3 separate regions of the Mus musculus genome follow, and all the other regions are linked to region 2. A link is a loop called in an ENCODE intact Hi-C map of the cell type or tissue named here. Cell type or tissue: left cerebral cortex. All regions are shown on one strand.

Region 1 (8,000 bases), 150 kb before region 2:
CTTCATTTTTCTTTACAGCTGAATAATATTCTGTTGTGCGAATGTACCATATCTTCATTATCCAATTAACAGATGGTGGGTATCTTCCTGGTTATTACAAATGCATCAGCAATGGATATGGATGAGCAAGAATAGAAAGGTAGAACACAGGTGGTGTGCTAGTCAGTTTTTGGTTAACTTGACAGAACAGAGAAAATGCCTCCATCAGATTGGCTTGTAAGCAAGTATGTATGAACATTTTCTTGATTAACGAATGGTGTAGCAGAGCCTAGCCCACTATGAGTGGTACCATTCCTTGGCAGGTAGTCCTGGGAAGTATAAGAATGGTAACTGGCCAGGCAGTGGTGGCACATGCCTTTAATCTCAGCACTTGGGAGGCAGAGGCAGTGGGATTTCTAAGTTCGAGGCTAGCCTGGTCTACAGAGTGAGTTCCAGGACAGCCAGGGCTACACAGAGAAACCTTGAGCATGAACCTGGAGAGCAAGTAAATAGCATTCCTCTGTGGTCTTTCCTTAAGTTTCTTCCTCTGGATTATTGCCTTGCTTCAGTTCCTACCTCGGCTTTTCTTGGTGATGAACTGTGATGTGAATGTGTAAAACTTCTTCCTCCAGAACTTACTTTTATTCATGGTGTTTTGACATTGCAATCAAAACCAAACTATAAAATGTGGTGTAAAAGTAGAAAGGAGAATAACAAAACAAGAAAGGTTATTGAGGACAGGGAGGAAAGGGAAGATAGAGAAGAAAGTATAGGAAGAACTAATTAATATAATTAATTAATACAGGTTAATATAAAAGACCTTTAAAATGCCATATGATAATTTACTACTATAGAAACATCACATATGCATATACATATATATACTTATTTATACATATATATGGAAATGAACTTTATATAAAATTACTGTAAAAGAAAGATAGCACCTCCCTCAGACACTATTGAATAAAAAGCCCATCCTGGGTAGTGCTCTTTTCAATGTGTTGGTTAGTGGTATAACTCACAGCCATTGTGATAGCATGCACAAGATAAGGATAGGATCAAATCACAAAGTAATCTTACCATAGAGATGGGCATAAAGCTCTAGTTGCAACTGAGGAGCTATTGACAATGGATAGAAGCTACAAGAGAGAAAAATCAATTTTCTTCAGTTGTGTGACAACTGATATACTACCTTCCTCCAGGGGAGATTGCTAGTAGTTGGGCCACATAAACTAGACTGGGTGGGTTTTATTAAAAAAGGGGAGGGGCATGAAGTTGGGTGGGTAAGGAGGTGGGGTTATATATGGGAAGAATTGCAAGATAAATCTCAAAAAAATTAGTCCAAAATTTATTTTAAAAACATACATTCTAAAATATTTTTTCTGGATAATAAAATGGATGATTCTGTTTCAACTCAAAAAGTAGAAATCGTACTTTATCTCTGACAGGTTAGTGACATATGCTAGTGCTTAACATTAGAATCCATGTGTAGTTCTAAAATCTTCAATATTGTCTTTAAATTGGGTAAAAGTCCATGAGCCAGCAGAACCTGACCAACCTAATGAACTCTTCCCATAGGCTTTATTATTACTGGGTAGGATATGAACAGATTGCACTGCTGCAGAAATATCAAATGTGTTTGATCATAGAGTATATGCCTAGAACCTGATTATAGGCCTGAGATATAAGTCTTGCATGGATACTGTACATTTACAGATCACAATAATAACTTATACCACAAGATTTAGTTATCTGCAAGGTAACCTCAGGATATTTATATGCCATCTACTTCTTAGCATAAGGATTCAGTGTTTGTAAATTGTCCCATAAAAGTATAAAAACAATTGTGAGCAACTTTCAGATGCTAATGCTGGTTGGCCACTTTCCCAAACTCTCAGACTGCTAAGCAGAAATAGCATTCATCTGTAGTAAGGAACATTGTCTTTGTCTAATGGAGAAAGTGACTTATTGGATAATTTTGAACATATCTTCCTAAAAAAGAACATATCTTCCAAAAAATTGTTCAGGCACTGTTGGGAAAATCCAACGATTGCCTACACAAGCATTAAGAAAAAAATCATTACTTCCCTGAAATGTTTAAATAAAATGAAAGTGTGACTCACATATTTTTGAACCCATTCAGTCTCCACACCTCAGTTCCCAGTGGCTATTAAACACGGTTAAAAGACTCATGAAGGTTTTGTGCTTCTGCAATTCCCCTTCCTGTTGTCATTAAGTGTGTCTTTCATTCTGTTTTCTGAAGCTTTTGTTATAATCGAACCACAGCTTCACAAACTTCTTTAGAAGTTTAAATTAGAAATGTATTTTGAAGTGGAAATGTACCGCCCAGTGTTTATCAGAAGGGCTTTGATCTGATAGTCGACTACACCAGTGAGAGGCAATGGATCTCTCTTACAAATATTATTTCTAGTAGGATCAAGAGTTCAGTGAAGATGGAATTTTCTCAAGAAGCTTAGAAAAGTTTTCTTTTTCTAGTCTAAGTTGGAAAATGCCATGAAATCAGCCAGAAATGGAGTATTCTTTCTGAGACATTTGGGAACATGAAGAAAACCTCACTCAGATTAAAGCCAAGGCCAACGGCCTCCAAACCAAATCATGTAGCCAAGTTAAAAGCACAGGTATGCTTCTGTTCTAGCATGGTTTTTAATTGAAAATAAGTTTTCGTCATTTCAAAACCAATATGATACCCTTATAAAACAGAAAACTGAGATTAACAAACTAAAATGATGATATATTCTACCGTCTAGACATGACACCCCCAATGATAGGCTTACACATCCTTGTTTTTACAATGCACACATATACACCATTACAGCTTTACTGAAATGAACCAGTTATGTTTTATAAAAATGAAGAAAGAGAAGGAATATGTTTGGTGGATGTGCAGTCAGGTGTGGGGGGAGGGGGTGTTTCTGTGGGTCCATGCTGAGGCATCCCTTCACCCTGAGGGACCAACCAGTCAGTATTGTATAGACCAGTATAGTATAGAATAGAGTTTATTCACGGCATGGGGAGGGGAGCTGAGAGGGTAGTAGAGACAGAGAAATGGGGAGAGAGAGAGAGAGAGAGAGAGAGAGAGAGAGAGAGAGAGAGAGAGAGAGAGAGACAGAGAGAGAGAGAGAGACAGAGAGAGACAGAGAGAGACAGAGAGAGACAGAGAGAGACAGAGAGACAGAGAGAGACAGAGAGAGAGTGTGTAGAGGAGTAGAGGCTGGCCATGAGCACATGGAGAGAGAGGGGAGAGGGTAATAGGGAGAGGGGAGCAGGAACAAGGGTCAGAGCAGGAGCAAGAGAACAAGAGAGAGAGGAGGGGGCAACCAGCCCCTTTTATAGTGAGTCAGGTACACCTGGCTTTTGCCAGGTAACTGTGGGTCAGAGCCTAGACTAAATGCCAACAGAATCTCTCTTAGTTAGGCTTTCTATTGCTGTAATAAAAGTCCGTGACCAAAAGCAGCTTGATGAAGAAAGGATTTGTTTGGCTTATGGCTTTCAGTCTAATACCAGGAGAACCCAAGGCAAGAATTAAAGGCAGGACTTGATGCAGAGATCATGGAGGTATGCTGCTTACTGAGTTGGTCCTCATGGCTTACTCAGCCTGCCTTTTTATACACCAAGGAATGCCTGCACAGAGGTGACACTGAGCACAGTGGGCTAGGTCCTCCCATATCAATCATTAATCACGAAAATGTCCTATAGAATGGCCCACAGGTCAATCTGATGGAGACATTTTCTCAACTGAGGTTCCTTTTCACAGATATGTCTAGGCTGTTGACAGAAACCAACTAGTATATAATCTTAAATTAACAACATACATTTGAAACTTTAGTTATACCTATAAAGTATCTAGTTTTCTATCGTATAAAATTATCCTTTATAACTGTTTCTGATTAATTCAGAATCCAGATTCACATGTATGTGTTAAACTTATGAGCAGCTCATTTCCATTCATTTGCAACAGTGTACTTCCTGATCCTATATCTTTCTTTATTAATAGCTAGCTGATCTATTTAATACAGTAGGTTATTTATCACACTAACCTACTGAAGAAGAAATTCAGAGTCTGTTTGAAGTAAATATTCAGCCTCTGGATATAGTGTAGCCATAACCAATCCAGTCTTCCAGCTCTTGTAGTTTCTGTAAGGTGGCAGCTGGTTCTGAAAACCAACAGATCCACACAGAATTAGCTGACCAGCACTTGTCCCTTCATGTCCAGCACTTGACCCTTGTCACCTCAGAAGGTATGACATCTTGCTGATCCATGGTTAGTGATAGAAACCACTAATGGAACTAGAGTGGAAACAACTGAACCCAGCAAGTGCCTTGTGAAATTCAACACATTCCAACCCTAAAATATTTGAAACCAGCCATGAAAGTACTAAGTTCCCCACAAGAATGGTTTTAACAGTACATAATAATCTTTATAATAGATGATGTCATGAGAGTGGCTTAGTAGAATGGGATGTCTTTGTTTCTTTATATCTGCTTGTGTCTCACATAAATTACAGTTGAGTTCATTGCCTGTGGGCTTTAGTCATCTCATGCATAGTTCCTGCTGAAAACATTAAGATGAGGAGGCCCGGATTTGGAAGCAGTGGTATGAGTTTTAATTACATTATTCTAGTATTCTTTTTTTCTGAGGTTAGTGGTTGAATATGTTTCCTTCTTACACAGTAGCACTTGGGTCCTTTCCATATGTGTTCCTCAGTTTGTGAATGGTTTTGATTCTTTTTTGTAAGTGGTACCTTATACCTTCTGGTGTTTCCCATATGAGCATTTCTTGAGGGACCAGAGATTTAGTTAAAAATAACTAAGTGAACTTAAATTATACTCCCAAGATCCTTGACTAAATGGTGAATTTAGAATTAAATCTGTTAAAAAGTTAAAAGTTATCTTTGTTAATTTATAGTGACTAAAGAGACCAGAGGTATAGAAGAGTAAGTCTCTACTAGAAATGTTAAACTATTCAGAGCAATCTCTTCATACCTACTTGGAAAACTCAGGAAAAATTAGTATTTCTTTTCCCTAAAAATTAAAAAGAAATTGTTTAAGCATATTTCAGACATGAACTAGAGCTGGTTTAAGCTCAGATTTTTACTTCCTCTTACTGGAAAACTGGATGTAGCCTCCCACATCTGAGTTCTCAGGTCCATCTGTTCCACCAACGTGCTTAGAATATTGGAATTGATTTAATGGGAGGCGACTTGGCAACACTACAGCCAGATGGACGTGGGACACATGCAAAAAGGAAGGCAATGCTCCCCAGAAAGGATTGTCCATCAGGACAGAATTAGCCAAACAGCTTCTTTAAGCCCACAAAGTTCCCAGGCTTGGCAGCAGATTTCATACAATACTCAGAATATAGACTTAAAGATGGGATTTTGCCCAAAAATAAAAGGCACCTTGGATATGATCTGGCAATACAAACCTCAAAGTCCTTCTAAAGGGGCAAAGAGGAATCAAGAATTTTGTATGGACACTGTGATTGACACAGTCACCTAACGTCTAGCTTTCCTGTCTGCTGTTTGGGTCTCACCACTTTCTTGCTTGAGGCTTTTCCTGTTCTCCCATGTCCCAGGTTGACCTGGGATCTAATGTAGGTCTTCTCTGCTTATCTCTCTCTCCTATCTTAGTCTGGGCAGTTTCAGATGGTGTGGCCCTTAAGAGCATACCTAACCCTTCCTTATTCTGGTGATTGAAATATCTTGGTTTTTCTCTATCTCCAGTTAGGCACATTATTGGCTCTAGATGTGTAACCTAATCTATATTTCTAGTGTCTAACTCATATAGGGAGCCTAGCTGAATTTTATTTGTGAAATAATTCTTACCCTGCTTTTGAGGGCTTTGATATATGGTATATATATATATATCCCAGGAAGAGTGACAGATTTTATTTCTGTGCTTATTCTGCCTTCTGATAAGTGGTTTTCATTAATGTATATATTGTAAAGGGTTTTATTATTCATTTTTTAGAAGCAATGGGTCAGCTAGTCTCTCTTCAAAGAAGAAAGAAAAGCTGGGATACTTGGTGTGCTTGGGATACTGAGCCAGCTTGATGGACACATGTTAGGTTACTCACTCAGTGAGGCTTTGGTCCTTCCATGGCATGGCTGCTTCTCTTGAAAATTATTGTCATAGCCCTAAAGTGTCTGATTCTATATGTGTGGGATCTGACCGAGGCAGCTTTCTGGCCATTCTACTGTATCTCCCAGTTAAGAACTACACAAATAAAACTGAGCAAAAAAATGCGAGCTAAGCACTATACACAAAGTTAGGGTACCTCTAAATCTAACCAACGGAGAATAGAAGAAACTAAGTACAGAGGTGGAGTTGGAGAATTTCTAATAGGATTTCTAGACAAAATTACCTTAAAACCAAAAAGGATTATAGATAGGTAAAGGAGTTAGCAAGACTTGTTGTGTGGAAGGCTACATAAATATTCCAAAACTGGCATAGCAAGATTTCTCAGGGAAGGAGGGCATGAACTTTCCAACATGAGAATTTCTTTAAAAAAATATTTCTTTCTTTTTTAAAAAGATTTACTTTATTTATTTAATGTATATGAGTGCTTTATCTGCATGTATAACTGCATGTCAGAAGATGGTTGTAAGCCACCATGTGGTTGCTTGGAACTGAACTCAGAACCTCTGGAAGAGCAACCAGTGCTTTTAACCACTGAGCCATCGCTCCAGCCCCCAGATTGATATTCCTTTTTGTTGTTGGTGTTTGGTGTTGGTTTTGGTGTTTTCAAGACAGGGTTTCTCTGTATAACCCTGGCTGTCCTGGAACTCACTCTGTAGACCAGGCTGGCCTCGAACTCAGAAATCTGCCTGCCTCTGCCTCCCAAGTGCTAGAATTAAAGGCGTGTGGCTACCACTGCCTGGCGCCAGCTTGAGATTCTTACACTGACCTCACTAGGTAGTTATAGTTTATAAAATCAAGCACAATCCTATAGAGTGCACCCACTGAGTAGATTTCCATTTGACTAGTGAATATGTAAAAAATAGTAAAGAAACCAGAGGCGACCTAGATTGGGGCATTACAAGAACTTGGGGATCAGAAATAATGGATAGGGATGAAACTCTGGAGGACAGAAAGACAGCAGCAGCCTTTCGATAAAGCTATTTCTTAACTGGACACTGTTCCCAAATCAGATGGTGCAACCAGTTCCACATTTCAGAGCAGTGTCACTCTACCATGGTATTGCTTCCTGGTAGCAAGCTCTTATTCACATATTGATCTCAACCACAGCACATGCCCTCATCCTTTTGACTCATTGCTTACATAGCTTTCTCATCCTAGTAGCTGCAAGGCTAAACTACTTTCTCTATGAAACATAAGATTACAAAAGTACATAAATATTGCTGAAATTGATGACTTCTTTGGTAGTAATGTGAAAAAAAAATCCATTTTCTTCCTTAGTTTCTCACAAGACAGAAATGCCTCAAGAGAAGACTATCTCCTATAGCATCAGACCATTAGTATGATCAACAGTATACTTCAAAGACTTTCTTCTCACAACAAGAAGCTGGCTATGCCTTCTAGAAGGCCTTAAAGTTGAGAAAGACACATTTACTCTGTAAATGTATAGATTTGGAACTGTAGAGGCCTGGAATTCACTCTGCTAACCACAGGTACATGGAGATTCCACAGTGATCTCTCCTTGGGCAGCTAAGTGGATGCAGAAAGAGACAAGGATTTAGGTAAATTGAAATCAAAAGAACAGAATGCAAGGAAAAATACAAGGAAATAGAGACCCATTTCCAGTATATGAGTGAGCTAATGAGTGGCTTCACAGATGATGAGAAAGAAAGTGGCTCACCATACACTCACCTCAACTTATAACCACTGATACATTTAAAATGTAACCAGAAATAGTTGTCCTCCTTTCCTAAGTGACCTGAATGCTTGAATGTCTATATTTGCATATCCAAGTGCTTTAATATGAAGCAGACTATTAACCTGAGAAAAGATCTTTCCAGGGAAGAACACCTGACAAA
Region 2 (8,000 bases):
AATTGATTTAGTCCACCTGAAATGTGAAGTCTTCACTGAGCCTCCTGGTCTTGGTCAGCTGTTTTCTATTAATGGGTCATTGATAATAATCTAACACAGAGCCTGAATCCAAGAAAGCATGTCACATTTCATATTGTCCTTACTAAGCCCTGTGAATAATCTCAGGGCCACAAATAAAGATTCATAGGCCCAAGAGATAACCTTAAGCCAGCTCAGCCACAAATGGTCTGTATGATGACTAATATTATATTTTAAGTTTAAATTACTGTGCTTAAGAGATCTATTTTTAAAAAAAAAAGCCTCCAACCTGTAATCCCCACTTGACCAAGAACAAATAACTTCTTAGAATGCTGGGAGCTGTTGTCCATGCAAGATAACAAGCCAAGCATTTTTACTTCTTTAAATAATCTTGATTGTGCCAACTGCACAGTATCTGATTGATGACAGTAGGCAGGAGGCATGCAGGCAGGAAGTACCTGGATATGTATACTTACCCATGACTGGACAAAGATGGAAAATATGTAGCTTAGTGAGTTTTACCCTTATAAGCCTCTGTCTAATGTAATTCAGAACCATACTCTGGGAATCTCATGTACAGACCTGGACAGTATCAATAATCCTGGCAGTATTTAATAAATCTTGCTTCAAATTTGTCTCAAAAATTGTGGTAGTGTTCTTGTGCTTCCCCAGTGGGAATAACAGCTCTGCCTTTATGATGATCTGACTTTAAAGGGCCTGAAAGCTGGGGCTCAGGCACCTCCCCTCTCCTGGCCTTACTTAGTGATTAGGGATATTTTCGAGACAGATGGAGAAGCAGTTGTGGCTGTGACTCAGACCACAGCAAGTCATCTTGGAGTCCACAAATGAGCACTTTACAAAGACTATTCTAGGAAACTAATTTTTAAGCACAATAGGAAATGTTCAAGCTTACTAGAAAATTAAATACATCTAAAGCAAAACTAGGTACCTCTCAGTCAGTCAGCACAGAAGAGATGAGTACACTGGCCTCCCTTTGTGTGTGAGATGACCCCGGGAGTGCTCCAGGTCCCATCAATAGCATGCTAGCACCTTTGTGCAGAAGCAATGGGGATGTGCACGATAAAGAACTGTTTAAAGGCTATTAAAATATTACACAGCATGTTCGATTCTAACATTTCATCTAAAATGGCCAGAGATTTACGAACTATGTGGTTTATTTTAACATGAGGTATAATAAGAGAAAGATAAAAATAAATTTAATGTAAAAATATATGGAGGTAAAAAATAATCCTTTAAGAGACAGAAATATTGGAAGAAATTCTAACAAATTGCACTGGCTAATCCTGGATGGGATGTGGGTTGATACATTAGTCATCTTGCAGTTACTGTAACAAATACATGAGATTTATAAGCTTAATAAGAAAAAGCCTTATTTGGTCTAGTAATGATAGGGGACTCTGTCCATTGTTAGTTGGCTGTTATGGTCAATCCATCCATATAAGCATGTACTTGCTGGTAGAAAGAGATCACCTCATCAGGATTGGGAAATGAGGGAGATCCATGAGTGTCCCACAATTCTTGTTGATGGAGGAGACCTTGGTAACCTTACACTTCCTATTAGTTAGGTCTCGCCTCTTAAATGTGTCTATGGCCTTCCTATAGCATCAAGCCAAGAAAGCAAACTTTCACACAGGACTCTCTGGGGGTATTCAAAACCCAAACTATGGTAATTGATAGATATTTTCATAGTTACACATGACATTTGATCTTCAAGTACAGTCTACCCTGCTTGGCCTGCTTAAGGCTATAAAAAAGCAAAAAGCACATGACATTGTGTATGCTCTGCAAGGCAATGTTTGTGAAACCCAATGCAAATGGATGGAGCGACAGGGCAGAGCAGAACAGAAAAAGAAGAGGACAACCAAGCACATGAGAAGGGGTTCAGCATCATCTGTCTTTTGAAAAATGCTAATTAAAACAACAACAAATAGCACTTCTCATCGATTAGAGCTAAAATCCATGATACTGACTTAATCAATGGTTGTTAAGGATACTGAATAAGAACTCACACCCCTTGCCGGTGGGATGCAAAATGGAGGAGTCACTTAAGACTCCCAAGCAGTTCGCATGAGGCTGCATGCTTTAATATTGATTTAGGGCCTGCTTGCTTTATCTATATAATGTTAGAATCCAGAGAGCCCTGTCCCTCACATAAACAATGGCAGGCACCCTGTTGAGGACTGTAGCTTGGAATCTCTAGCCAACAGAGTTTCTGGTTGCTAGGATTAACATTCTGTTCCCAACTCAGACCTAGGGAAGTTAGTTAAAGCACAAGGTTGTGTATGATGCAATGATAAGGAATGTGTTAAACTGATATGTAGTGATTTAGATCAGAGAACTTTAATTTGGGTGAATTAAAAAAAATACATAGGATATCCAAGATTTTGGGATGAAAGTGCACCATGATAAAAGAAAGCCAATCCTACATGTCACATCACTGCAGAGAGCTAGAACCACTGCCCTGAATCATTGTAGAAATGAATGGAAGAGGTAAGGCTCATGGCATAAACATCTGGAAGAGGTTCAGTATTCTGCATGGTGATATTATAAATGTTGTACTTGTAATATTATATTCCAGTGGATTAGGTGCTAGCTAAATAAGAAGTTACTGCATTCATGAACATTGTTATTAAGGAGTTGTTAAGGAGGGTGGTGTGCCAACATTTTTCTTTTTAGTTTTATTTCATTTTATGTGCATGAATATTTTACCTGAATGCATGTCTGTGCAACATATATATTGTTTGCTGCCCTTGGAGGCCAGAAAAGGTCATAGCATCCTTGGGAACTATAGTTATAGACAATTGTTAGTTACAATTGTGGGTGTTTGGATTTAAACCAAGGCACTCTAGAAGATGAAAGGACAGTGTAAGAAATGGGATGAGGCTAAAATGAGCCACAGATGATAGATTCAATTTGGAGAGTCGGTGTTAAGTCATACTTAGCTCCATATAGGTTGATAGCATAAAATAGTGATAGCTTTGTGGGAACATACTAGTGTTGTGAATATTTGAGCTTCCTTGCTTTTTCAGGAAAAAGAGTCTAGAGGCATAGAGCACATATAGCACCCAGGTCTTAGTTTTGGGTTCTATTCTCCATTATATGGGACTAGAGTTCCTTGGAGAAAGGTTGCTTCAGAGACTGATATGGGAAGTATATAAGATAAGACTAGTGTGTCATATTGTGGAAAATCAAGGAAGTACACAAATATATGTAATAAATAATTAAATAGTACACAATGATATTTCTTGTAAGAAGAAAAATATCCTCATTGAAGCCACCAATTCAAGTCAGTTCTAATACCATTGACCAAGAGGTAACATTGGCTCCCAAAATCTACCCTCCTCATGAAGGTACCAGCTGATAGCCTATGCTGTTTTCACCTGTGTACTTGACCCACCTCACCAGCTTTAAACTAGAATTAGTATAGCTCCCTTCTTGGGTTCAATTAATATGCTAGACAGGCTCAGAGAATTCCATTTATTATAAAGGATGCTGCAGAGGGTGCATAGAAAGAGATAATAGAAAAGTGGTAAACCCTTTACTTTGGGGTTTTTATTGGTGGTGTGAGGGGGGATGGAGGGTGATGCTGTTTTGGTTTTCTTTTTCTTTTTCTCTACAGTGATGGGGATAAAATCAGGGGCCTTGTGCATACTGCACATTCTACCACTGAGCTGCATGGTCATATCTAGTGGATTCTTGTGGAGACTTGACTACATATGCATGGTTGAAGGAATCGCCAGCTTTGGGCGATAATATTTAACCTCCAGCCTCTCTCCTCTGAAATTAGTGAGTCTTAATTTCACAATATCAAACCTTAAGAAAGAATCAGGAGGAAAAAGAGGGAAAACCAAAGGCAAAGGAAGATAAATTGGGGTGAGATAAGCCATTGTGTGCAACTGAATAATAATTCACACATGAAACTTTAAACTTTGAGTAAGTCACAAAAATAGTATGTGTGTCTGTGAATCTTATGGTGTGCTTGGAGTCCAGAAGAGGGCATGGCATTCTTGGGAAGTACAGTTATTTGCTGTCGTGTGCGTACTAGGATTTGAACCTAAGCCTTCTGGAAGAGCAGCCAGTGTTTTAACCTCTGAACTATCTCTCCAGACTCAAAGTTTTTCTTTAAGAGTGAATATTCTTGTCTTTCTTTTCTTTTCCTTTCCTTTCTTTTCTTTTTCTTTCTTTCTTTCTTTCTTTCTTTTTTTTTTTTTTTTTTTTTTTGGTGTTGTTTTTTGAGACAGGGTTTCTCTGTGTAGCCCTGACTGTCCTGGAACTCACTCTGTAGACCAAGCTGACCTCCAACTCAGAAATCTGGCTGCCTCTGTCTCCCCAGTGCTGGGATTAAAGGCGTGCATCACCACTACCTGGTGAATATTCTCTTATTGTCTCTCGGTAGTAATTTCTATTATCATAATGCCTATGGACTTTGTACATGGGAGAAGATAATATGAAAACTTTTATTCTTCTTTTCTTAAGACATGTTTGTATACAATATAGCTGTATTAAAGCTCTTAGAGTGTACTGAGAAGAAATGAATCGCTTTTGGCAAGTTACAGTATCAAGTTTCTCATAAGGGAGAAGAAAGATGAGAAATAGCCTTCAGAAAGGCACCGAGAGTCAGTGAAGATGTGTCTGCGTGCTGGAGTACTTATCTTCCCCACACCCTTGGAGTGATCCCCAGCACCATAATTAAAAATAAAAATGTATCTTTCTTCTGAAAGAAAGAGGAAAGTCATTTATATGGCTTCAGCAAAGAGCTTCTGAAAGCCTGTTTTGACAGAATGGGGGTTCTGAGAGCATCAAGACATAAGATCAAAACGCCCACAAGACTAAGATGAGAGGAGAAATGCCTCCCTTGTGAAACTCAGCCAGCTCTCTTTTAAGCAAATCTCTTGTAAAGTTTTTTTTTTCAATTCAGTGTCTAGATTTGCACAATGTAAATCCAGAGCAGAGACTCATTGGACAATATATTATTTACAGTCATGTCTGGAATAAAAGGCTTACAGTTGTCAGCAAAGACATAGTGAGTCTTCAGAAATATTTGTTTTTTAAACATGTTTCATAGTGGGTCATCTTCCACAGTTTTCATCAGCTTAGCTGTTTCAGAAGGACCTGTGTGGGAGCCACTTTTTCCTATCAGCCAAGGCTTTCTTCCTATTCTGAAGTGCTTCTCAGATGAATACTTTGTGTATGCCAACGGTTTCTTGAGGTTGGCACTGTGGTTTGAGTCATCTTAGTGAAACTATGACAAAAAGATGCGCCCAGAGTGAGAGTTAGAGTTGGGCAGACAAAACATGAACCAGAATCTGAGTATGGGGCAGGTACAATTATACCAAGAATACTGTGTGTCTGCAGTAGTGGTTCCTGTGTGCTCTTAATCTTAGGAAGTTGGTAAAGTTAAGCTTTTGTAATTAGAAGCTTTCTAACAAAGTTCCAAAAAGCACAAACTTCAGGCATACAAAAAAAAAAAGGCTAAAGATTTGAGATGATCCTAGGCTAACCTACTCCTCAGGATCCTACTTAGGAAAAATTTTACTCTCTCAGTACTTGTAAGTGTACAGATGAAGCATCTCCATCGTGGGTCCAAGATACACATGCTGGAAAAAGGGTATTAGACTACCACATGTTACATGCTAGAATGCAATGCTGAGACAGAAAAAATACAACTAAGGATGAGTAAGTAAAAATTACTAGTCAGTTAAATGCCTTAGAGGGTAAAGGTGCTTGGTGGCAAGGCACATGACCTGAGTTTGGTCCCCTGGACTCTTCTGATGGAATGATAGTACCAACTTCAGAGGCTTGTCTTCTGACTTCCTCATAGGTGCAATGGTACTAGCATGCTTCCCAGTCTCCTTCCCAACAATAAATCAATAAACAAACAAAAAGCCCAAGTAAGCAAATAAATAAGTATAATTTAAATTTTTCCTACATCCTAACACACAAGAAAACAAAATAAACCCAATACTAAAAGCTTCCTATGAAATATTGGAGACCTGCTTAGGTAAGAGCAGTGCAGCACTGAGGCTGCCTCGGCTGTGTTATGCCACTGTGATTTAATGAAGGACCAGCAGGTCACACTTGCTTTAACAAAGGTTGATGACTAGGTACAGTGAAGGGAGTGTATACAATATAGAAACGGGGGTGGGGGGTGTTAGCTAGCAGGGCTAGAAATGAGCTACATGATTCAGCTTCTGATTGGGTAAGTTAAGGAAAAACCTAAAGAAGCAGAAGACTGCTGTCTTCTGATACCACTTGAGAGTGGAGGACATTCTACAATGGAGGGTTTCAAATAATTTAGTTTATAGGAAAATCAAACAAACTAGAGACCCACGTGATGTAAACTGACAAGGATTTGTAGTTGCTAATCTTAGCCAAGGAAAGGACACGTGGTGTTTTGTGAGTGACAAATGGACTTGTTTTGGTCTGTGCTTATACAAATGTAAGTCATATCTCATGGCATCCATTTAGTGTTTCTTTACGGATACATATTTAGGACTAACCACATGAGATTAGATAAGCCACCAGGAAGCTCTTCACTGCAGAAGACTGATTCTCCTTCAAGAATGGAAGGTTTTAAGCAAAAGGTCATGCTAGGAGACTCCCTAGAGAATCAGACTGAAAAGGAAAAAGGCTGAGGACACAGACCACATTTAGAATGCCAGAAGTTACTATCCAGTATGTGATTAACAACTACTAAAGGTGCTGAACATGGACTAACAAAATCATTAGACGGAAGACCTGAGACAAGTCAGGCAGCTTTACAACAACTTGGGAATACCCTAAGGAGGGCATGTACCAAACAAGGGCCATGGAACTGAGAGAGCTGCTGGAACAAGAGCTTAGAGCTCTTGCCCTACAGCCCCAGGTTGAATCCCACAAGTGACTTTCAGCTTCTGGGAACCTCATTTCTTCTGACCCTTTCCAAGTCCCAAGGCCATGTTCTAATAGTTCTGTGATTTTATAAAAAAGTATAAACAGTATGGTACTGACACAAAAACAGATAGATAGTTTAATGAGATAGAACCAAGGGCTCTGATATAAGATCCGATACCTACAGTCACCTGTTTTTAGACAAAGATGTTGAAAATACACAATGGAGAAAAAGAAAGGATCTTTTAAAAATGGTGCCAGTAAAACTGGATATATACAAGTAGAAAAATTAATCATGATTCTTCTCTCTAATGCTGTACATAAATAAATAGCAAATGGATTAGAGATATCAGTGTTATACCTGAAACCCTAACAGTTCTACAAGAAAGAATAAAGAGTACAAGTCAAAACACAGCTTCAGGAAATGACTTTCTCAATAGGACTCTAGTTTCCCAGGAAAAAAGAACCATCAATCAATAAGTGGGATCTCATGAAACTAAAAGTTTTTTGTCCTGCAAAATATATGGGTATATTTAGACTCAACAGGTTTTTTCTTTTTTGTTTTTGTTTTTGTTTTGTTTTGTTTTGTTTTGTTTTGTTTTAAAGAAGAACGTTGGAGGGTATGAAGTTGGGGGTGGATCTGGGAGGAGTTACAGAGAGATATGGAGGATGAATATGATCAAAATATATGGTATGACCAGAGAATTAATAATAATACATATTCTCACTTTCTAGCAGCATGAGGGGTAGGGGATCTTCATCATACTTACTGCCACACCTTGCTTCAAAAGTAAGAGAGCCAAATGGCCATGGGCTGAAACCTCTGGACCTGTGAGATAAAATTAACTCCTCGTCTTTTTACATTGATTTATCTCAGGCATTTATTACAGTAACAGAATGCTGGCATGCAACACAGTAATCTTACATCACTGGAAAGAAACTCCACCCATCAAAAAATTTCATACATGTGCTGAATACTGTGCTGTGTTCTTGCATGGACAAGGTAGGAAATCAGTTATGGCTTTTACCTTGAGGGTGACTGTGCTGTGTTTTAGGGGTTTAATGTTTTCATGGTGGAAATGGTGAGAAAT
Region 3 (8,000 bases), 140 kb before region 2:
ACAGGATGGAGTGTGCAATGAGCAGTCCAACAGAAAGTTCAGTTCACATGCCCTAACTGCAAAAGGAATGCTACAGCATAGGCTACACAAACCCACACATGTAAGTACTTCTCATATGTCTCACTTCAAGATAGATTCCTTGGATCTCAATGCATGTTTTGACATGTTATGACAACCCATTGCATGCATGATATGTTAGTTAGGCAAGGTAGGAATAAACAACTCAAAATTTAAGAGGTTTACAGTAGGAAATATTTGTCACTGGTCAGCCCTTTCAGAGGTCACTCTGGCTAGCAGATTACACTGATAACCTCAATGGAAGCTTCATAGCATGCTGCCACAGAGACAGTGTGTTCTACCTTGGCCAGTCATTCTTAACTACAGAGCATTACACCTGACATACTTCTTCAATTCACACTTTTGTAATTAAAGTAGGCTGCACTGCCATCCTAACTTCAAAGAATGGAAATATGCCCTGGAAGAGGGAAGAATCAATCATCAATTATTATCTATCAGAAATAGTCAACACTCCTCTTCTCTCTACATGGTACCCAGTGTCACATTGTAGAATGAAGAAAAGTACACAATGTTGTCTTCATCATTTTGAGCCCCAAATCCATAAGTTATAAAAAATTTTTCAGTCTTTATGATGATGTGACATGGTCAGGACCCATGACAAAAAATATTCCCATTTGGAAAATACTCAATGACTGGTGCAGAACACATCTGACTATTATGTGAAGGCCATCTAGGGAGTGATCTGAGCTGTGAGTAGGAGCAGGGCAATTCTTCCCTCAGGAAGAACTAGATCTACACTGCATTCTTCTAGAAGAGCTTCTTGCTTTCATTTTTCCTAATGTCAGCTTGGAGAATTTCTCTTTTCATGACTGTCCTGAACCACAGCTGGAGAAGGTGTTGGAATGAAGTCCCTCAGGACAAAGGGAGCTAAAGATAGTTTGTGACAATTTTTACATGTCCTGTTTATATGTTCAAAGTCTGTTGAGTTACTTTACCCTTGGAACAATCCCAACTTCCTAATCCCCTTTCCCAAAAGTAGCCAATAACCTAGATCCTTTTCTTCCGTAAAGATCTGTGCCGTTTGTCACCTATGTTGCCATTGAGATGGTCTGCAGAGCTTTGGGCCTGGCAGCACCTAGCAAAATAATGCTTCTGTGTGTATTTCCATTCTCTTTTTTAACTTTATAATAATCTGAACACATATAAGCTCACTTTATGTACAATATAATATTCAGTAAATTACAGGAGACATTTAACACTTTGTTACTTTGTGTTGGATGGTTTTACCCAGCTATAGAATAATGTGAGTGTAAGAAAGAGAACTCAGTTTTTATATGTCTAATCCCACATGGGATTTGAGTCAATTCACAGTATTCTGCATCCAAATAAAGAGAAAGCAAGGTGTCCTTTAAGTGATTTCTTTGTGTCAAAATAGAATGTAGTTGGGAACTTTCATTCTTTCCTTAAAGTGTGCTCTTTCTATGGGTGCAATATCACCTGTGACTCTGTAAGATGTAAACACAATAGAAGTATATTATCTTATGTCCCTAGTCACAGGAAGCCAAAATCAAGAGCAAAGGGCTAGAATACACTTAGCAGGAGGGCTGCCCTCCCTGCAAAAACCTCTGGGAGGGATTTCTTGCTTTATTTGGTTCAAGGTGACTACCAGCATTTGTTGTCCTTTGTCAGCCACTAATCTAAATAGTCAATATATTCTGCTCTCTGTTCTCTCTTTGTTCTACCTCCACTCCTCCTACTCAGGGTGTGAAGCTCAAACATAATAAAAGCAATATACAGCAAACCAGTAGCCAACATCAAACTAAATGGAGAGAAGCTGGAAGCAATCCCACTAAAATCAGGGACTAGATAAGGCTGCCCACTTTCTTCTTACCTATTCAATATAGTACTTGAAGTCCTATCCAGAGCAATTCGACAACAAAAGGAGATCAAGGGGATACAAATTGGAAAGGAAGAAGTCAAAATATCACTATTTGCAGATGTTAGGATAGTATGTATAAGTGACCCCAAAATTCCACCAGAGAACTCCTAAATCTGATAAACAGTTTCAGTGCAGTAGCTGGATATAAAATTAACTCAAACAAATCTGTGGCCTCTCTCTACACAAAGGATAAACAGGCTGCGAAAGAAATTAGGGAAACAACACCCTTCACAATAGTCACAAATAATATTAAATACCTTGAAGTGACTCTAAATAAGGAAGTGAAAGATCTGTATGATAAGAACTTCAAGTCTCTGAAGAAAGAAATTGAGGAAGATCTCAGGAGATGGAAAGATCTCCCAGGCTCATGGATTGGCAGAATTAATATAGTAAAAATGGCTATCTTGCTGAAAGCATTCTACATATTCAATGCAATCCCCATCAGAATTCCAACTCAATTCTTCACTGAATTAGAGAGGGCAATTTACAAATTCATCTGAAATAACAAAAAAAAAAAAAAACCCTAGGATAGCAAAAACTCTTCTCAACAATAAAAAAAAAAAAACCTCTGGGGGAAATCACAATGCTTGATCTCAAGTTGTACTACCGAGCCATTGTGATAAAAACTGCATGGTACTGGTATAGTGACAGACAAGTAGACCAATGGAATAGAATTGAAGACCCAGAAATGAACCCACACACCTATGGTCACTTGATCTTCGACAAGGGAGCTAAAACCATCCAGTGGAAAAAAGACAGCATCTTCAACAAATGGTGCTGGCACAACTGGCGGTTATCATATAGAAGAATGCGAATTGATCCATTTCTATCTCCTTGTACTTATGTCAAATCTAAGTGGATCAAGGAACTCCATATAAAACCAGTGACAGTGAAACTTATAGAGAAGAAACTGGGAAAAAGCCTCAATGATATGGGCACAGGGAAAAATTCCTGAATAGAACAGCAATGGCTTGTGCTGTAAGATCGAGAATAAACAAATGGCACCTCATAAATTTCCAAAGCTTCTGTAAGGCAAAAGACACCGTCAATAAGACAAAAAGACCACCAACAGATTGGGAAAGGATCTTTACCTATCCTAAATCAGATAGGGGAGTAATATCCAATATATATAAAGAACTCAAGAAGGTGGACTCCAGAAAATCAAATAAACCTATTAATAAATGGCGTACAGAGTTAAACAAAGAGTTCTCAACTGAGGAATAATGAATGGCTGAGAGGTACCATGGATATTGAAAAAATGTCCAACATCCTTAATCATCAGAGAAATAGAAATCAAAACCACCCTGAGATTCCACCTCACACCAGTTAGAATGGCTAAGATCAAAAATCCAGGTGACAGCAGATGCTGGAGAGGATGTGGAGAAAGAGGAGCACTCCTCCATTACTGGGATTTCAAGCCTGTAGAACCACGGTGGAAATCAATCTGGTGGTTCCTCAGAAAATTTTACATAGTACTACTAGAGGATCCAGCAATACCACTCCTGGGTATATACCCAGAAGATGCTCCAACATGTAATAAGGATATAGTTCTATTATGTTAACAGCATCCTTATTTATAATAGCCAGAAGCTGAAAAATACCCAGATGTCCATCAACAAAGGAATGGGTACAGAAAATGTGGTACATTTACACAATGGAGTACTACTCAGCTATTAAAAACAATGAATTTATGAAATTCTTAGGCAAATGGATGGATCTGGAGGATATCATCCAGAGTGAGGTAACCCAATAACAAAAGAACACACATGATATGCACTCACTGATAAGTGGATATTAGCCCAGAAACTTAGAATACCCAGGAAACAATTTGCAAAACACAAGAATCTCAAGATGAAGGAAGACCAAATTGTGGATACTTCATTCCTTCTTAGAATGGGGAAGAAGGAGTTACAGAGACAAAGTGTGGAGCTGAGACAGAAGGAAGGACCATCCAGAGACTTCCCCACCTGGGGATCCATCCCATAAACAACCACCAAACCGAGACACTATTGCATATGCCAGCAAGATTTTGCTGAAGGGACTCTGTCATAGATGTCTCCTGTGAGGCTATGCCAGGGCTCCCAATGAAGGAGCTAAAGAAAGTACCCAGGGAGCTAAAGTGGTCTGCAACCCTATAGGAAGAACATCGATATGAACTAACTAGTACCCCCACAGAGCTTGTGTCTCTAGTTGCATATGTAACAGAGGATGGCCTAGTCAGCTCTCAATGGGAGGAGAGACCCTTGGTCCTGTGAAGATCATATACCCCAGTGCAGGGGAATGCCAGGGCCAGGAAGCAGGAATGGGTAGGTTGGGGAGCGGTGGGGGGGCATAGGGGACTTTTGAAGGGAAAAGTACAAAAGGGGACAGCATTTGAAATGTAAATGATGAAAATATCTAATAAAAATATTTCCCTTCCTACACTTTCATGGCTTTCATGGCATCCAATGGCAAAGGTTAATTACAACTGCCTCTAAGGAGAGAGACTATTACCTTTGAAAATACCTACTGCAATTCAACTTCTTCTAGTAATAATGAAATTAATTTATTTGAGAGAGGAAAGGATATTTGGTGTTCTGGTTTTATAATATTTGTGTTTTCACATGACTGAAGACTCTCTAACAGAAAGCATCTCTTCCATCTTATATGCATAACTGATACTCAGAAAGCATACTGAGCTATATAAGTATAATATTTGAGCAGTAGTATAAATATCTCTGGTCATTCTGTATTTTATCTGCTTTACTTTTGAAATAGAACCATTTTTATCTGTTCATGGCTGTGGATGTGAGAAGCACAGGGATTCTCCAGTGTGTTAGAAGAGTAGAGTCCTCCTGGTAGCAACAGATTTCATTCTCTGAGAAAAATCGTGGAAGAAAAAAATGAAGAATGCCATGAATAATACTGAATGCTCACAGAGATCCAGAAAAATCTACAACTGCTATAATCTTCACATGGTGTTAGAATCTTTTAAAAGCTCTTTGTAATGTGGTTAATTTAGAAAGTCATCATGTTATGTTGGGCAAGAAAGGCATTTCCCGTGAGAACTAGAAAGAGACACACTGAGGAGCCAGGTTTAGTGGAGATGCTTTTAATCTCACTTTCCTCTTAAAGTGTTAGGTGATCTTTCTGTCTTCAGTTTCAGGTTTCCCAAAATCTCACATTCCACATTTGCTCCATTTCTAGGATTGGTGTTATTTGTATGTCTGAGCATTTCTGAAGTTGAGATTAATGCCCCAGGCACATTCTCCTCTATTTGAACAAAAATGGCCAGGGATAAGGCTTGGTTTTTCTTCATTATTTTGTTTTGCTTTGCTTTACAGATTATTGTTGGATTTATGTTGTTTTCATTGGCAGTTTTTTAATGCATTGGCTTGTTAAGTTATTTTCTAATGGCACCTGTTAATAGAAATGTCCTTAAGGAGAAGGACGTTAAATTCTCCGTGGGAACACACTGGCTTCTCACAATGCTTCCCACCATACATCACAAGTGTCACCACTGTCTGGTAGGTGTTATGGAGGTTCTTGTAAAATAGAGCACATATATTGCTATCGAAAGAGATTGGTGGCATGTATATTGTAACATTGAAAACCTCTGCCCCCAACCTTTAAGTTTCTGAAGGGGAGAGGACTCTAGTTGATGGTCTGTACTGCTGACCTGCAACTCACGGAAGGACCTCAACTCAGCCTCTACTTCCTAGCCAGAGTTGTCAGTATCAAAACGATTGCTCATAGACTTTCTCTAAAAAGCCATGGCACTAACTGCTTGTATATCTGTATCAAAGCTAATGCCTTTGCTGTGTAGACAGGTCCATAGGATGCAACCGGGACGAGGCTTCTGGAATAGATTTTTTTTTCCTCTACAAACTCAGGAAAGCCAAGCCTCAGCACTCAGCTTGATTGTATTGAAGGCAGAAGTACAGGTGGAGTAAAGCCCACAAAAATAGATTTCCCAAATGGGAAGGGGACCCAGAAAAGGCATCTGAATCCACTAGGACAATAAGTGTGTTTATGTTTTGGGAGGGCTGAGTTCTCTTTTTTCCCTCAGCATTGACTGGTTGGGACTATCACTGGGAACTGGATAATCCGACGAAGGCAAGGAATTTGATTCTTCCTCCCATCTGAAATATGGAAGGGGGTGCCAAGTCTGTTTTGTCGAGGAAAAAGAAGTAGAATGTCAGCTATCTTAAGTGATTAAGTGAAAAGTACATTAATATTCCTAGATCTTTTTTTCACTATCTCTCTGCCTACCAAAGATCTGTGTAACTCCTCACCCCTCACATAAAAGAAATTAAGAAAGAAGCCACTGTGTTTCAGCTTTAGCTCTGCAATCCAGATATGGCTAAGGTCACTGCACTGGTTGGCTTTATTCTGTCTGTTGGCAGCAAATGTAATTAAACACTGAACAGATTTGTTTCCAAACTCTGTTACATTAATCATAGTGCCTCAACATGACACACGTCTGCAGTGGTTGGCCAAAAGTCCTGATGATGGAGAGATGAAATGATCTTGTTAGGTGACATCATCCATGAATTGTTAATGCCATCATTTCTTCATATCTTGTGATGTCTTTTGGATACTTTTCAAGGCTATACATATAGAATTGTCATGGAAGACATCAATCATGAGTCTGTGGAGTGTGAAAAATAGCCTGCACTCATAAGATCCGGTCTTTGAGGCTCCCTTTCTTTTCTCACTTTCTCTCCTCTTTCTCTCTCTCTGTCTCTCTCTCTGTGTCTGTCTCTGTCTCTCTGTCTCTGATACCTGTCTCTCTCTCTCTCTCACACACACACACACACACACACACACACACACACACACACTCACACAGGTGTTATTTGGCTCGATTTATACTACTCTGAGGGAAAACAGCTCAGAAAACTGTCACAGAGATGCCAATATTCTGACTGCTGCTCTCCCTCTGTGTGATAGATGAAGACTTAGAAATCCTTGGCATTCTGCCAGTTTATGTTAAGTCATACAAAGATAGTATGTGGGTTTGCAAGTATGGGGAAATCTCAGGGTCTTTATAGTTCATGACACATAAGAAAGCTTTTTACTGAAGGGGAATGCAACACGGTAAGAAGGGCAATATTAACTAACTGGACCCGATAGAGCTCCCAGGGACTAAACATCAACCAAAGAGCAAAATGGGTGCGTCCATGGCTCCTGCTACACATGTAGCAGAGGAATGCCTTATGTGGTATCAGTGGGAGGAGAGGTGTTTGGTCCCATGGAGGTGTTGCCCTAGTGAAGGGGGATGATGAAGGCATGAGCTGTGAGTGGATGGGTGAGCAACCATCCTCCTAGAGGCAAAGGGGAAGGGGGATTGGGTTGCAGGGGGGAGACCTGGAAGGGGGAAAATATTTGAAATGTAAATAAACAAAATAATTCATAAGAGAGAGAAGCTTTTTAACTTTCAGCAACATATTTCATAGACCCAGCAAATAAAAATGAAGCTGAGTTTAGAATGATGATTCCTGGTCTTCAATATGTGTTGAATATTATATTATTGTAAAGGTGATAGCTCAAAACTCCGAAGCAGTAGATTAGGAAAGAAACTTATATATTTATGACTTTTATATCTGATAGCTGTCAAGAGAAATTCCAAAAAAACCTTTAACCTGAAATTACTAAACTTTGATTACAGACATAAGGAAAAGAAGGGAAATTTGGAAAATATATATTGTCACTGTAAAGTACTTTAAACATGAAATATCATTTACGTCTAAAAGTTTTCACTACCCTGGAAGTAACACATGTAGTTAATATAATTTTGACCTAATGGTTCTCATTTTGTTTCAAAGTCAATTGATCTGTGATATTTTATCACTGTATTATATATCATATAATATAATAATAAGCTTTAGACTTCTAAAACAGAGATGGAGGGATAGGGAGAGGGAAGAAGAAAGAAGATGAGGAAGAAAGAAAAGGGGAAGGAGCAAGAGAAAATGTGTGAAACAGAAGAAAACTGGTTTATCGGTTTAATCTGCATTAAATATGAGAAGTGAGAAGATTCACATCTTTCATGTTCACCTGC

What was found. Hi-C counts contacts between places; a loop is a spot of excess contacts. Peaks named below come from ENCODE experiments on the same cell type or tissue, not always from the same donor. Only the 100,000 strongest peaks of a DNase experiment are listed, where the experiment ranks them.
Region 1: it touches region 2 in a loop (2.0-fold over the local background); 3 of 42 quality-filtered maps call a loop at or near these places.
Region 3: it touches region 2 in a loop (1.9-fold over the local background); 3 of 42 quality-filtered maps call a loop at or near these places.

What each region holds. Positions count from the first base shown.
Region 1 is chr7:58,242,253-58,250,252 of GRCm38, forward strand. No RefSeq gene overlaps it. Among named protein-coding and RNA genes, the nearest start is that of Gm26288, 98 kb to the left of the region's middle. In left cerebral cortex, no CTCF peak of the experiment used is centred here; DNase peaks (open chromatin) are centred at 4,637 and 5,197; H3K27ac peaks cover 324 bases.
Region 2 is chr7:58,387,728-58,395,727 of GRCm38, forward strand. No RefSeq gene overlaps it. Among named protein-coding and RNA genes, the nearest start is that of n-TEttc7, 7.6 kb to the right of the region's middle. In left cerebral cortex, no CTCF peak of the experiment used is centred here; a DNase peak (open chromatin) is centred at 4,825.
Region 3 is chr7:58,251,347-58,259,346 of GRCm38, forward strand. No RefSeq gene overlaps it. Among named protein-coding and RNA genes, the nearest start is that of Gm26288, 110 kb to the left of the region's middle. In left cerebral cortex, no CTCF peak of the experiment used is centred here; a DNase peak (open chromatin) is centred at 4,935.